2 separate regions of the Homo sapiens genome follow, and region 2 is linked to region 1. Evidence: chromatin contacts called from ENCODE Hi-C data. All regions are on one chromosome and are shown on one strand. Each heading gives the region's core, a stretch centred on a gene start or an enhancer-like site at or near the end of the contact. The rest is flanking DNA. Distances are from core to core; before and after follow the strand shown.

Region 1 (2,894 bases), core at 182-2,681:
ACAGTGTATGTAAGGTTAGTATGTTAAGCATTGTTTAAAAATACTAGTAAGTCATAATTATGCAGAATTTTCACAAAGTTTAATGCACAGAGAAAGCATATCATTTCAGTTACTGATACATCTTAACACTACTTTCTTTTAAAACAGACATTTAACATACACAAGTTATAGTAGCAGTATGGGCTTCTCCTCCCATTGGCAATTAAATGCTTTTATTTTCTTCTGAAAAGATGATGTGGACCAACAGGTATCAGACTTGCCAACAAGGTCGGTAGACTCTTCCCAGCATACATCTGAGCACTGAAGGAAGAAGAAAGTTTAAATTGTTTAAAGGACTATAATTATCACACAAAATTTATTAAGAAAAAAAGAATGGATCTAGTATAACTAATTCTGAGTAAACCAAAATGATAATAATTAATTGTTGCTATTTAATCCCACATTTTTGGCAGGTGTAATTGAGCCATGGTCTTATTTGATTTTGTTATGATTGCATCCAAATTCACTTTAACTCAGAGTTCTGTTTAATGGTGGTAGGATGTAAGAATTGAATTTTGAAAAGACTACTCACTGTCAAAATCTCTCCTTCCTATAGGAAATTTAGCTGAGTTTTCTTCATCCCCAATTTCTCTCTTTTCTTGTGTTGATTCAGTATTCTGAACTCCATTCTCAGCTGGGAAAGCTACAGATCCTTTTAGTGCAAGATAAGGTTTTATAGCCAGATTCAGTGGCAGACCATGATTTAAGAAATTATGTTTGGAGCCTGTGTTCTGTAAAGAGAAGGTTGATTTGGTTTTTAGCTATCGTATTCGGAGTGGAACTATAATACAATTGTATAATATTCTTGTTGATCAATTCAAAGTTACTCTGCACTGTTTTTGACTTTTTAAAAATACCTTAGATGCAAATTTATAGGAGAAAAAACACTTTCAGATAAGAGGTGTTTGCTGGGATGGAAGAACTACCTGGCATGTAAGAAATATCGTCAGTCGTCCTAATGCATATTGTGACTGTTTGCATATACTTCTGTTTATAAAAGTATCAGTTTTACTTTTCAGAGGATTTGTAAGAATCATTTAAATTTTCATTGAAATAAACGACAAGTCACATTGCCACTTACCTTTGAAACTTTATTTTCCTCTTCGTTCATGAAACTGCTCTCATCATTTTTATATTGTTCCAGGGAAGGAGCAATAACTGATTTTTCTGCAGTGTCTTCCTTCTGAAAGCCTTTCCCCAACCTGAATGTATTAAATACCATGTCATCATCTAAATTTCTTATGGACTTGGATGCTGAAAGTAAAATACCTTGAGAAAACAAAGAAAAAGTTAGTATTAATATATAGGAAGAGAGATTCATTTTTGCCATTCTTAGTTTGATGTTTGCATACAGTCAAACAAGAAAGAAAATGAAAAATTTCTCTGTCAGCCTGCTTGGTAAACGATTCTGTATCTTTATATATTTTCTAGCTTGAATAGAAAGCACTTCAAAGAATTATACTTTTCATCATTTTAGAAATGACTCATTAGATTGAGGCTAACCTTTATGCAGCTGCTAATACCTACATTGTTTTGGTTTTAGTGACACATTGTTTATTTTGAGTGTGAATTTTCTCAGAATCTGACTAAGATCCTTGGTAGAATGCTTTCTGTTGAGTAGATTATAGTCTCTTGAAAATGGGTTGTTATTAAGGAAGACCACAGGACATCAGGCTCTCTCTATATTATTGTTTCCTTTTGTGTATTTTCTGATTAAGTAAAGATATTAAAACTCAAGTTATTTCACTCAAGGATGATAAGGATAAAGTTTTATTTCCTTTTAATCCTGATTAAACTGAAATAATCCTCAAAAGAGACTTTCTTTTATAAATACTTGATATAGTTTTTGGTGATTAAAGTACATATGCCTGTCAGTGTGAACAAAAAGCCATTCATGCTATATCAAAAATTGACCTGTCAGGTGTATTTTATCTCTGCATTTACAAAAGGATAATATGTACAAATATTTATTAATGAATTTAGAAATTAATGAATTAGTCCATGAAAAGAATATTTATGTGCCCATAAACATTACTTTTGGATGATGAGTTTATGTTGTATGACTTTTAATTAAACATTTCAGAGTTAATTTCTAATTTTGACCCCAATGAATAAGATAATACATTCTTTTATATGTCTTCTGGTACATATATGTAAGAATTTTTCTAGAGTATATTTCTCAGTATGGAATTACTGGATCATGGAGTATGTATATGTTCAGCTTTACTAATGCCAAAATGTTTTCCAACATAGTTGTAAGCGATTTGTGCCCTCGATAAGCAGGGTATGAGAATTTCCATTGTTCCATGTCCTAGCTGACTCTTGTGTCTCATTGTCCTTTTAATTTGTATTTTCCTAATTACCAAAGAGGTTAAGTGTCTTCCCATATGTTTCTGAGCCATTTATGTTTCCTCTTATGTTAAATGCTTTTTTTTTTTTTCTTTTTTGGCTTTGTCCATTTTTCTATTGGGTTGTCTTTTTCTAATTTATTTATGGGAGTTCTTTATATATTCTGGATATTAATTGTTAGTTATATATGTTTCAATTATTTTCGCTCAGTTTGTGACATATTTTCAACCCCTCTGGTGTCTTTTGGTGAACCAAACTGATTAATTTTAATGTTTAAATATTTTTCTTTTTTCTTTATGGCAACTACTTTTAATGTGTTGTTTTTTTTTAGAAATCCTTCTCAATCCTTAGATTATTAACGTGTTTTCATATATTTTCTTCTAAAAGTTTAAATATTTTGACTTTCATGTTTAGGTTTGTAATTCATCTGTAATTTTGTGTATGATATAAGATAGAGATGTAATTTTACTTTTTCCAATGTCCTTATATATTTCTTGAAGAAGTCA
Region 2 (2,894 bases), core at 121-2,620, 230 kb after region 1:
CTATTTCAACTCTATCATTGGAAAGGGAAGACATTGATTTGAAGAGTCAGTATTTAAATAATAAAAAAACGCAAACGTTTTCAAGTTGGGAAGCAACTAGTTCTTAAGATATACATTTGTTATTCTTTGAGTTCTAAGGAATAAAACTATTCTTTAGAAATTTGCTAACAGGAAGAGGTTCCAAAGTTGATCCCTTTTTTTTTTTTTTTGAAAGGAGGAAAAAAGAGGTAAGACAATTAACCTGGATTTTAAGGGCTATTTCTAGAAAATGTTCAATTATATGTCTGATAAAAAACACAAATGAAATTATTAGCTAATAAAAATGAACCTGCATTTCACTTAGATTAACTAAGGATTGATTACACAACCAAATATTACAGTTAAGATCTGAAGAATCTGGAAACTTAGGTTTTTCACACCAGTTATTTATTTCAGAACTCCAGACACATTGCCAATTTAGAATAACTTGGAACGGTTAGTTTTTTAGGGCAAGATTTTCTCCCTGGGCCGCCTTATTTAATATAAATTCATTTGGTTTGCATTATTTTGCATGAGATACTAGTAGGAAAATTGTATAAGATATGAATAATCTTAAAGTAGTCTTCATTTTAGCATTTTAATTACTATTTTCATTTGTGGAAAAGGGAGAATCACCTCCCAATATTTCCTACATCTCTGATGGCTTTATAAGGAAGACTTGAGTCCTTTCATAAATTTCTAATATAAGGAAAATTGTGATTATATTATTACCAAGACCCCAATGTAATACATTGAATGGTTGATATTTCCAGAATTCATAGGATTTGCATTTACTTGAAAACCTTTTGAGAGTCAATATTTTGCCTTTAAATTTTTGTCTATTGAAATCACAACTTGAATTAAAGCAATTATTGAGTTATACATTGTCATGTGCTTAGTAAAGATATGGAAAGAAGCTTTTACTACTGTCAACTGGCCACATCTTTTTATGTTTAGAATAACATGAGTATGTACACACATATACTCAAACACATATTAGGGAATTAAGTGAATTACTGTAGTACCAAAGCTGCTGTAAAACATTTTGAAATTAGGATTTTTAAAAAAGATTTTCTAATATATCTATTGCCTGCCTTATACTTTGCTAGGAGACCCTGTACATTTCTGCTTTTCTGTGGAAGGATCTTTCCAAGTAAGATTGACCTTTGGCATCTTAAAAGTGAACACTGAGAAAATGTTCTCTTTTCTATGAACTGCATGTCATAAACTTTTCTTGAAAACCTATCAAATTTAGGCATCGATTTCACTTTTGGCCTGTGTTAATTTTTAATTGCCAGTGTTTGCTGGTCTCACTACCTCTCAATTGGACAAGGTCATCTTTTTCTAGGAATTATGGCCCTCTACGACCTGCCCCCACCCTCACTACTCAGCAACTCTTTCTCAGCTACTAAATCCCCATAACCCAAAAGACCAAAGTCTTCCGTTACCCAATCAAGTCAATGTTTTTGTTTCTCTGAGTCTAAAAGGAATGAAGCAGAGTTCTATGGGGCTGCCCCTTTGTTGAAAGCCTCCTTTCTTTTGGAAGCCCAAGTCAAGAGCAGGTGTGAAAAGAATGCTATTCAGCTCACCTTGGTTTCCAAGGCCAGGAAGCTAAAGTGCAAGTCCTAGGGGCGATAACAGCAAGAGATTCAAAGCAGAAACATTACTGTTTTAGGACTCTTTGGAGAAATGGGCAGACAGAGTGGGAAGCAACATGATGTATTACTTTAGCCTGATACAATGCCCTGGAGGATGAGTGTCTTGCCAGGACAGCACAATTTACTAGCTTAGGTCTGATTCCAGGGCTTGGAGGAGATAGATGTAGCCAACAAAATTATACTTTGGCAAGAGAAATGCTTTGCTGGACAGAAAAATATTGTCCTAAGGGAATGGTTTGGTTTATCAACGTCTAAGGTGAAAGATAATCAAATGCCAAGAGGTCATTTTTATGTTTGAATTATTTCAGTGGGGCCTGCTATATAAGTTAGCTACCATTTTCTAGTTATATTGTTTGTATTATTTAGAACATATTACAGAATTTGAGTATGATCTGCCTGTGACATCTGTCATACCAATGACAGAAGCAATATGTGAAGTGGCTAAAAGCACAAGTTTTGGAACCAGACAGTCTGGATTCTACTGTTTCTTTACTGTTAAGCTTTCATTTGGCAAAGGACTCAACCTTCTAAGATTCAGGTCCTCATATGTAAAAAGGATATATAAGAGTACCTCCCAGGACTGGCATGAAGATTAAGTGAGAATGTATGCAAAGTGTTTTGCACAATGGCTGGTATATGGTAAACTATATAAATGTTGACAATTATTATTATGGTGTTGAATTGGTTAACATAGCTAGTTGGGCAGGTATCCTCTTCCTCCATTAATCTTAAAAATGCATCCTTTCCAAAGTTTGGTCGAAGCAGATGGCCTTTCTAGATATTGTTATTCACTAAAGTAAATGAAAGGCTGTTCTCTTGAAAGAATGTCCAAACTTTATGTTGTATAGACTGGTCTGAATAGTTTTAATCTAGAATAGACACTATGAGAATGAATCTTTCAATCAAGTCAAATAAGGCGTATGGGCTTATCTTGACCCCTTGTTACCTTTGATTTGTCCCAAATAATCCACTGGTTAAAATCATTGGCTTTTTGGTATTAATATCAATGCTTCTTATTTCAAAACAATGCTGCAAGGCCTGGGATGAGTGTGGTGAAATACATGGTCAGAAATGGTTTCCCAATCACTTTCACCCAGCATAGTATTTCTCTCATCTCTCTCTACTTCATGTCTCATCTCATTCTGTTCTCTTCTTTTCCTATTTCCTTTCCTCTTCTGCTACTGACAGCCTTTGACATTCTTTTTATTCACTGATGTA

The links. A loop is a pair of places that touch in the nucleus more often than their neighbours do. Pooled maps may share reads with other maps.
Region 2: a pooled map shows a loop between it and region 1 (3-fold over the local background). The contact joins the enhancer-like site here to the promoter of PMCH in region 1. A Hi-C loop is called at or near these places in 6 of 50 pooled maps.

The regions. Positions count from the first base shown.
Region 1 is chr12:102,196,402-102,199,295 of GRCh38, forward strand. PMCH (pro-melanin concentrating hormone) reads right to left here and starts at 1,432. Exons shown (of 3, transcript NM_002674.4): 1 at 1,121-1,432; 2 at 572-770; 3 at 58-300. The coding sequence starts at 1,369. The coding sequence ends at 251. PARPBP (PARP1 binding protein) reads left to right here. Exons shown (of 11, transcript NM_017915.5): 11 at 1-1,119.
Region 2 is chr12:102,424,046-102,426,939 of GRCh38, forward strand. The region is part of intron 2 of IGF1 (insulin like growth factor 1); the gene reads right to left. All of the region lies in intron 10 of LINC02456 (long intergenic non-protein coding RNA 2456), which reads left to right. Among named protein-coding and RNA genes, the nearest start is that of IGF1, 55 kb to the right of the region's middle. Within about 2 kb of position 1,371, at least 2 of the 41 ENCODE cell types and tissues checked have a DNase peak (open chromatin) inside an H3K27ac peak, as active enhancers do.